Regions from separate parts of the Homo sapiens genome. Here regions 2 and 3 are each linked to region 1. A link is a contact called in ENCODE Hi-C data. All regions are on one chromosome and are shown on one strand. Each heading gives the region's core, a stretch centred on a gene start or an enhancer-like site at or near the end of the contact. The rest is flanking DNA. Distances are from core to core; before and after follow the strand shown. Region 1 holds the start of TMEM175 (transmembrane protein 175). Region 2 holds the start of ZNF718 (zinc finger protein 718). Region 3 has its middle 100 kb from the start of FAM53A.

What was found. Hi-C counts contacts between places; a loop is a spot of excess contacts on that map. Pooled maps may share reads with other maps.
Region 2: a loop to region 1 is called in a pooled map, with 11 times the contacts of the local background. The contact joins the promoter of ZNF718 here to the promoter of TMEM175 in region 1. A Hi-C loop is called at or near these places in 1 of 37 single-sample maps with no recorded cell type and 10 of 50 pooled maps.
Region 3: a loop to region 1 is called in a map with no recorded cell type, with 22 times the contacts of the local background. The contact joins the enhancer-like site here to the promoter of TMEM175 in region 1. A Hi-C loop is called at or near these places in 4 of 37 single-sample maps with no recorded cell type and 10 of 50 pooled maps.

What each region holds. Positions count from the first base shown.
Region 1 is chr4:931,044-933,881 of GRCh38, reverse strand. It overlaps TMEM175 (transmembrane protein 175), which reads right to left and starts at 1,422. Exons shown (of 11, transcript NM_032326.4): 1 at 1,342-1,422. GAK (cyclin G associated kinase) reads left to right here and starts at 1,566. Exons shown (of 28, transcript NM_005255.4): 1 at 1,566-1,839. The coding sequence starts at 1,695. RefSeq lists an enhancer at 981-1,300 and a silencer at 1,461-1,780.
Region 2 is chr4:123,251-126,088 of GRCh38, reverse strand. ZNF718 (zinc finger protein 718) reads right to left here and starts at 1,588. Exons shown (of 4, transcript NM_001039127.6): 1 at 1,416-1,588. The coding sequence starts at 1,418. It overlaps LOC124900641, which reads left to right and starts at 498. Exons shown (of 1, transcript XM_047416469.1): 1 at 498-2,838. The coding sequence starts at 841. The coding sequence ends at 1,317. RefSeq lists enhancers at 354-413, 674-873, 1,164-1,603.
Region 3 is chr4:1,578,006-1,580,843 of GRCh38, reverse strand. It overlaps a transcript of FAM53A not described here. Among named protein-coding and RNA genes, the nearest start is that of FAM53A, 100 kb to the left of the region's middle. RefSeq lists silencers at 56-265, 446-505, 1,303-1,582 and enhancers at 1,964-2,836, 2,837-2,838. Within about 2 kb of position 1,488, at least 31 of the 41 ENCODE cell types and tissues checked have a DNase peak (open chromatin) inside an H3K27ac peak, as active enhancers do.

The DNA.
Region 1 (2,838 bases), core at 173-2,672:
TTTAAAGATGTCATTTGGCTTCATGCAATACTTCATTCCATAACATAGATAAGTGTTCCAACGAGCTGAGGCTATTATCTTTTAATGATAAAGATAACAGATGTTAGCTTCTGGGACGGCTAAGAGGCTGATGTGAGCTTTAGAATCCATTTTTGAGTTGGAGAACAAATAACTCTGTTGAAGGGGTTGCAACCTTAAATGACTATAGGAACCAGGCAGGTAACATACATGAGCCCATCTGGTCAGGCAAATGACTGTGTCTTACCTCAAGGGACCACTCTAGGTAATTGGTAACACACATCATTTTGGGTCCAATATTGACAGGTTTGATTTTTCCACAGAAGCTGGAAAACTAGGTTTTTAACATTTAGGCCTTTCAATTATTATTATTATTATTATTTATTTTTTGAGGCGGAGTCTCAGGCTAGGGTACAGTGGCGCCCGCCTCCCGGGTTCAAGCGATTCTCCTGCCTCAGCCTCCCGAGTAGCTGGGATTACAGGCACCCGCCACCACGCTCGGCTAATTTTTGTATTTTTAGTAGAGACGGGGTTTCACCATGTTGACCAGGCTGGTCTGGAACTCCTGACCTCAGGTGATCCGCCTGCCTCGGCCTCCCAAAGCACTGGGATTACAGGTGTAAGCCACCGCGCCTGGCATCAGTCTTTAAATGATAGCAACTAATTCACCTCCTGCTACCCACTCCCAACCCCCAAATACTGTGTGGGCCAAAAACTAAAAATGCATTGTCTGTGAGCCATTTCCTTATTATCCTATAAGGAAAGTCACCATTTCATCTCCAAATAGTTGGGCATTACGAACCCTTCCAAGTGGTTCATGAGGATTTGCTTTTGCCTTGGAAAATGTCAGGGTGAGAACGAACCTTGAGGGTCACAGGGCAGTCTCTGCAGTGTTGTGGTTGCCCAGGACGAAGGTTTTTCTAGCCCACGGCTCCCACTACTGGTCACTGCCCCAGGCCAGACCCTGGCCCTCTCCTCGGAAGACAGAGCAATGCAGCAGCGTTTCCCCTGCAAACTGCCTGCCTGGCTGCTGGGAGGGGGCTGCCAACCTTACTCACTAAGCGTCACAGGAAACTCCGACCTCCATGAGACGAAAACCAAGTATTTACTGAAAGCTTAACGCACGCTAACTCCTTGCTCCTTAGCCAACTGAGAGAAAAATTCGCGAACCCATTCGCAAACGCGGCGCTAACAGCAAACGGGAGGCTGACTCCACCCAGAGGATGGCGAAGCGCTTAAACCGGAGACACCTGAGAAGGAGCCTCCCACAAAACAGACCATGTGGGGAACGGTACCGGGAGCTGGACTGGGGCGCTGAACTACCTGGGCGGGAATCGCCTCGGCGACTGTTCCGCGCGCCTCCGCTTGAGTCAGCCCGGCCGGGAGCTTGACAGCCGGAAGTTCATCGCAAGCCCGGCGACGCCGCGCACGCGCTGTCTCCGTCAGACCTCCGCGCCTGCGCGCGCAGCCAGGAAGTGAGGCCGCGGCGGAGGGGACGGGGCTAGGCCGGGTCGCCGCCTGACGCGACGCGTCCTCACGGGCGCCTACGTCACGGCGTCGAGGCGGAAGATGGTGCACCTCCGGGCCGGCGGTTGCTGAGCTGACCCGGACGGCGAGGGAGCGGGAGCCCGAGCCCGACCACTCCGGCTGCCGCGGGGTGCGGCGCAGCCACCGCCATGTCGCTGCTGCAGTCGGCGCTCGACTTCTTGGCGGGTCCAGGCTCCCTGGGCGGTGCTTCCGGCCGCGACCAGAGTGACTTCGTGGGGCAGACGGTGGAACTGGGCGAGCTGCGGCTGCGGGTGCGGCGGGTCCTGGCCGAAGGTGAGGCCCCGGGTCGGCAGCGCGGGTGCGGCCGCGGAGTGTTGTCTCCGGGACGCTGGGGGCAGCGTCAGCCCGGAGTGGAAGGGCGTGGGTTAGGGCTGGGGAGGGTCCCAGCGGGATCGTGGGTCAGGGTCGGCCAGGGGAGGGTCTCTGCCGAGGGCGTGGGTCAGGGCCAGGCGAAGGTCATAGCGCGGGCGTAGGTGAGTGCCTGCTGGCGGTGATTGCGGAGGGCGAGGCTGGGACCGGGTCGGGGTACTTTCTTGTCATAAGAGTAGGGTCAAGTCGGAGCAAGGCCTGGGGCTTGGGGAACCCCCTCAGGGTGGGTGGGGGAAGATGTTACGGTGAGGTGGGGGATGGTGGCAGGCAGGGAGCTTGGGTGGGGACCCACAGCGGAGACTGAGGGACGGTGCCTAGAAGGCCGACAGCTGGAGTCAGGAGGTGAGCGGTGCAGGAGGTGGGTTTAAGCCTTGGCCTTTTGCCGGACATCTGGGGTTATTGAGCAGGCAGGGACAGGACTGGACTTTGGAGGTTAGGGCTGGTTCTTCTACAGTCCAGGGAACTTGAGAGTTGGTGGGTGCACACGTGTTGCAGGTAGTTGCGGTTGTAGCCTGGGGGGTGGGGGGGTTGGCCGAGGGTAGACTGGGCTGTGTCTCGTGATCCCCCTTCGTCTTTCAACACCTCAGTGTTTCTCTTCCCGGTGAACATCTACTCGTGTGATTCCGTGTGTAGTACAGGAAGCAGAGCCAGTGGTTGTGACCTATATAGAACTTGCAGAGTGGACAGGTCACTCGGCTTAAGTCCTCTTGAGTCAGTCTTGAGTCAGTTTTGTCTCTGCATGCTATTTCTAGCTCCCTGGATGTCCTCTCCGTTCACACGGAATCGATCACCAGTGCCAGTGGGTCCCATTCTCTCTTGTGGATTTTCCTTACATTTTTTGTCCAGTGGTGCCTGGAGGTGTGTCATATTTCACTGGCTGTGAAGTTTATGGGCTAAACACAG
Region 2 (2,838 bases), core at 339-2,838, 810 kb after region 1:
CCATGGGGTGGGGGCAGGGCACAACTGATGAAAGGACTGGTTTGTGCTACAGGTACAGGCCCAGGCAGGGCTACGCACTGACTGATTCCTGAGTCCATAAAGGCATAGGAGATTAAGATCAGATGGTCCAGAAGCCTGGGTTGGAGAAGGAAACGGGCTCCTGCTAAACAGATCTGGGGTTGAGATGAGCCAGGAGTCTTCTGGGCACTGCGTGTGCTTTTGGCAGAAAACTGTAGGAGCAAAACTGCCATGGGCACAATTCCTGAGGGTAGAACCCTGTCTTAGGCCAGGTGTGGCCGTGCGAATGCCCAGTGGGCGTGCTCAGGAGTGGGTTAGCATTGGGTGGGGGCTGGCAGCAGGATGCGGGGAAGGGATGTTTCTTAGAACTGCTTTCCTCTAAGTTCCCAGTCCCCTTTCTCCCCGGGAGGAGGCCTGGAGGAAGAGGACAGTGCCCAGCGGGACAGCGCCTGTGCAGAACCCGGCCGCGCCTCCTGCGGACACCAGGTGACTTCCTCCAACCCAGACTCGGCCATGTCTTTCTTCTGACAGAAAACTTGCGGAGTTTCCTCAACACCAGTCAATGCTCCAACCCCAACGGGGTGTCCAGCAACTCACTAACGACACCACCCAGAGTCAGCGCTGACCCCACAAGCTCAGCACTCTTCCCGCAGCTGCTCTCCTGCAGACGCCAGTCCCTGCCTCTGGACACCCGTCTTCATTTCTGAACCCCTGCCTACAAACCAGGGACGCCCACACCCTCCTCAAGTTCAATAATGTGGCAGAACTACTCACAGAACTAAGAGAAGCGCTGTGCGCACCGACACCAGCGTATTCTAAAAGATGCGAACAGACACCAGCGTATTCAGGAACAGCCACGCGGAGGAGGCGCACAGGGCAAGGGGACTGGCGGCAAAGTTGGCGCAGGCAGGTGATTTGCTTCGCTTCCTCACACACCTCACAAAAGCCTTTCCTTCAAGACCCGCTGGCAGTCCCCAAACCACGAGCCACGGCAGAGCTTTCCCATTAATAAGTCCTGTTTGCTCACATGAACTCCATGTTTTGATGGGGCCTCAATCTCATTCTGAACAGGGTAAAGTAGGGACGGGATTCCGGACCACAGCTCCTCCCACGCCGGCACCGCGCAGGCCGCCGCGGTGTCTTCCGGATGAGCTCCTACTCACTCCACAGCCCGGGGAAAGTGCAGGGCTACCGGCGCAGAGCTGCACAAGGAGGGCTGCAGGCTGGGCCAGAGCCGCTGTACGGGGACTGACAAGAGCGCGGGTCCCTCACCGGAGGGGACTGAGGACAGAGGGCTGAGCGGGAACTCCATTCACAGACTCCTCCCACCGCCGCCATTTCCCGCCGGTTCCGATGAGGCCTCCACAGCCTTGGGACGCCCTGCCCTGCACACTCACCATTTCCCGACTTCAGGAGTGTCCCAGAGTCTTAGATACGAATCATCCAATACCGGCAGGTCACAGAGCCACAGAGGCTGAGGCTGTGGCAGAATCACCGAGGCTTCCCTAAGGAGCGGGAGCAGAGCGATGAGGCCCTAACCGAGCTCTGGCTGGAGCTACAAGCAAAAGCCGCGCCAGATCCCGGATGCCGCACCCTCCTCTCTGCTGCGCGCCTCATTCGGCAGTTGTCAATCCAGCGCTCTAATTGGATAGAGCTGTAAGTCTCCCGCCTCAGGCCTTGAGTGACAGAAGTTGCAACCATACACAGCACTGAATGAGGCGAGAGTGACAGGCTCTGGCCTCCTGGTACTTTGAGGCAGGTTTTTTGTGTTTGTTTTTTGAGTCTGGCTCTTCTCGCCCAGGCTGGAGTGCAGTGGCGCGAACTCGGCTCTCTGCAACCTCTGCCTCCCGGGTTTAAGCGATTCTCCTCAGCCTCCCAAGTAGCTGGGATTACAGGTGCCCACCACCACACCCGGCCAATTTCTGTATTTTTAGCAGAGACAGGGTTTCACCATGTTGGCCAGGCTGGTCTTGAACTCCTGACCTCAGGGTATCTGTTCGCCTATGTCTCCCAAAATGCTGGGATTAAAGGCGTGAGCCACCACGCCCGGCCCAGGCTGGGGTGTTATCTCTGTGCTTGGCTTGGTACAGCCCAGTGGTCATTTTTTTAACCTTGTGGTATGTAAGGTTAGGTCCATTTATAATATAAATTATACACACACGCATGCATGCACGCACATGCACACACACGTACACATGCACGCGTGCATACACAAACTTGTTCACAAACGGAAACAATATAATGACAATTATTTTAATGTTTTATAACCTTTCTGGCCTCTGGTCTTTTGAGTAGGACACATGAGATTTTAAGAAGGAAGTAATCCTCTAAAAAATAAAATGTTAGCTATTAGTGAATTTTCAATTTTTTATTAGCCACATCGAAAATAATAAAAACAAGTGAGATTGTTTGTGATAATTTTAGCCTACTATATCCAAAATATTATTGTTTTAATATGTGATCAATATATAATTGAGAGGTGAAGCCAGCTGGACTTCCTGGGTAAACTGGGGACTTGGAGAACTTTCCTGTCTTACAAGAGGATTGTAAAATGTACCAATCAGCACTCTGTAAAAACGCACCAATCAGTGCTCTGTAGCTAGCAAGGGGATTGTAAAATGCACCAATCAGCACTCTGTAAAATGCACCAATCAGCAGGATCCTAAAAGTAGCCAATTGCAGGGAGGATTGAAAAAAGGGCACTGTGATAGGACAAAAACGGAACACGGGAGGGCACAATTAAGGGGAAATGGGAGGTGGAATAAAAGCTGACCACCCCAGCCAGCAGTGGCAACCAACTGGGGTCCCCTTCGATGCTGT
Region 3 (2,838 bases), core at 239-2,738, 650 kb before region 1:
TAGAGGGGGGGACCTGGGTGGGAGGCGGGGCCTTGAGTGGGAGGCGGGGCCTGGGTGGGAGGCGGGGCCTTGAGTGGGAGGCGGGGACCTGGACGGGAGGCAGGACCTGGGAGGGAGGGAGGGCTCGGGCAGGAGGCGGGTCCCTGAGCGGGAGGCAGGGTCCTCAGTGGGAGGCGTGGCCTGGGCGGGAGGCGGGGCCCTGAGTTGGGGGCAGGGCCTGGGCAGGAGGCAGGGCCTAGGCGGGAGGTGGGGCCCGAGGTAGGAGGCGGGGCCTAGGGCGGGAGGTGGGGCCCGGCTCCCTGAGTGGAGGCGGGGTCCGGGCGGGAGGCGGGTGGGGTCTGGGGCTCCGTGCACCCCGCGCCGGGGATGCTTTCTCCCTAGCTTGTTGCGCCGTCCGGTTCTGCCCCAGCCTTAGATCTCAGCTCTGAGCTGCCCTCACATCCCTGCAGATCTTTTCTGGCCACACTGGTGGCCCGCGGGGTATGGCTGCTTCCGTCTCGCGGCGTTGGCCTCCCTGACTGGCCGCCGGTGTAGGGCGCCGTGGGCGGGGTCCCTGGGGCGAGGCTGCCTGGCCTCCGCGGTTGGTTCGGCGGCCGCGGGGCTGCAGCTCCCGGCTCGCACTCCATCATCGACGGATGACAGCGGGAACGGTGGGAGTTCATTACAGGGACCATGAATTGTTGGAGGTAATTTAGATTACAATTTAAAGTTTAATTTAAAAATCTATCAACAAATGTGAAAGTACTGGAGGAACATTTTAAAATGCACTTTAATCTCACCAGCACAAATAGCTTCTCGGGGCTCTAAACATCATCACCTGGAAAAACAGTAAAACTTTACTGCATCTTTAATTAAATTACAAACACAAAGGATAATTAACTTTTTTATTTTTATTTTATTCCTGCCATTGTTTCTCCTTCGAGTCAATATCTTCCGGCTGCAGGAGCGGCTGTTAGGAGGAAGTTTACGGCGAGGCCTGATGGGTGGATGCCCCGGGGCGGATGCTCGGCCCCTGCGCCCTCCCTGCGGGCCCCGCAGCGCTGGGGCCGCGCCCCTTCGTATCCCCACAGCGCGGACACTCCTGGCCAGCCCGTGGCGGGAGGCGCCCTGGGGACACGCGTGGCCGTGGCTCGCGGGTGTCGCGTGTGCTCACCTCGGACCTGGGCGTTCTGAGTCGTAACTCACTCACGCCTCGCAGCGGCGCTGGGAGGCAGCCCCACCCCCTTTTACAGGCGGGGAAACGGGGGCTCAGAGAGGTCGGGCCATCCGCCCTGGTCACACAGAGGCTGCGTCACCGGCTGACTCGAGCCTGGCCCCACCCGTGCGCGTTGCACTTCTGGGTGCTGGGCTGCGGCCCAAGCCTCCTCCCCAGGACGCGGGGCTGGGACAAGGGGGCGAGTGCGGAGGGCGGGGGGGTGGCGCAGGCGCCCACGCAGGGGCTTGACATGCCGGTCCCCATGGGGTAGTAGACCGTGGGGGCCCGAGGGCGGCCGGGGTAGGGAGGGGCCTCCCACGAGGGCCGTGGGCGCAGCGGCAGGGCCCAGCCGAGGCCACCAGGGGGCGCCCAGCAGGCGCGGGCGGGGCCGGGGGCCGGGGCTCTGGCTGGGACCCTCGGGCGGGGATGGCGGCTAGGGGCGGGGGCGCGCCAGGGCAGGGAGGGCAGGGGGGGCAGGGGCCTGACGGGAGCCCCTGGAGGCGCAGCCGCCTCCGGGCTGGTCGGATTCGGGAGCGCTCGGGAGGGGCGTCCAGCAGCGCTGGGAAGGGGACCTCGATTCCGGCCTGGAGGGCGGGCGGTGCAATGGGGGGAGCGCCCCGGCTCTGCGCCTGCGGGGGTGGGGGGCCTAGGGGTGTCGCAGCCGGGCCGCGCCCTTTCCCGCCTGCTCTGCCTCGAGAGGCGACCCCTCTCCTCCCCCTCTTCTCTCCCCTCCCCCTCTTCTCTCCCCTCCCCCTCTTCTCTCCCCTCCCCCTCTTCTCTCCCCTCCCCCTCTTCTCTCCCCTCCCCCTCTTCTCTCCCCTCCCCCTCTTCTCTCCCCTCCCCCTCTTCTCTCCTCTCCCCCTCTTCTCTCCCCTCCTCCGCCCCTTCCCTGCCCTGCCCTCCCCTCCCTTCCCTGGTGACGGTGGGAGCTTTGGTTCGCTGCTTGCCTCCTCCGAGCCTCGTTGTCTGCAGAGGGCGGTTCGGGGTAGGGGGGTCGCGACCTCGTAGGTGGGCGTGGAGGGCAGGGCGCTTCCCATGGGGACCTGCAGAGTCTAGTGGGTCTGTCGCGCTCACGACAAATCTTCTGCCCCCAGCAAGGCCCGTGTGATGCCCTCTCCCCGTAACTGAGGGTCCCCTCACCTCCTACCCCCACACGTTCCTGCAGAGCTTCCAGGCCACACCGGCTCTCACGCCAACGCTCGCGCCCTTCTACACACCGGGTGCGGGCACTAGCGCACGCACCGCTGTCCCCAAGGCTGGTCGGCCCCTCCTGCCTGGCACGCCCGCCCCTGGCACTTGCACGCAGACGGGGTGCAGGCCACCCGGGGTGTTCAGTTTTAGTGCAGTGGCTGCTTAATTATTGGTTAATCTAGCAATTTAGCATGCTTCATTTAATTCTAATTAGGAGAATTAATAGGCAGGGAATAGCGATTTCAATAGACTGGCACAAAACAAAACCTAGCCTGGACATCGTGCCGGTCTGGGGGCCGTGTCCAGGCTTGGGGGGGGCCTGGGGGTGTTGACAGCCAGGACTGCAGACCTTCCCAGGCGCCTGAAGGTCGTGGCAGGGGAAGGCGCTCAGGGCAGGCAGGAATCGCAGGCAGGAATCGTGCTGTGGCTGCTCACCCCGGCCTGCAAGGGCA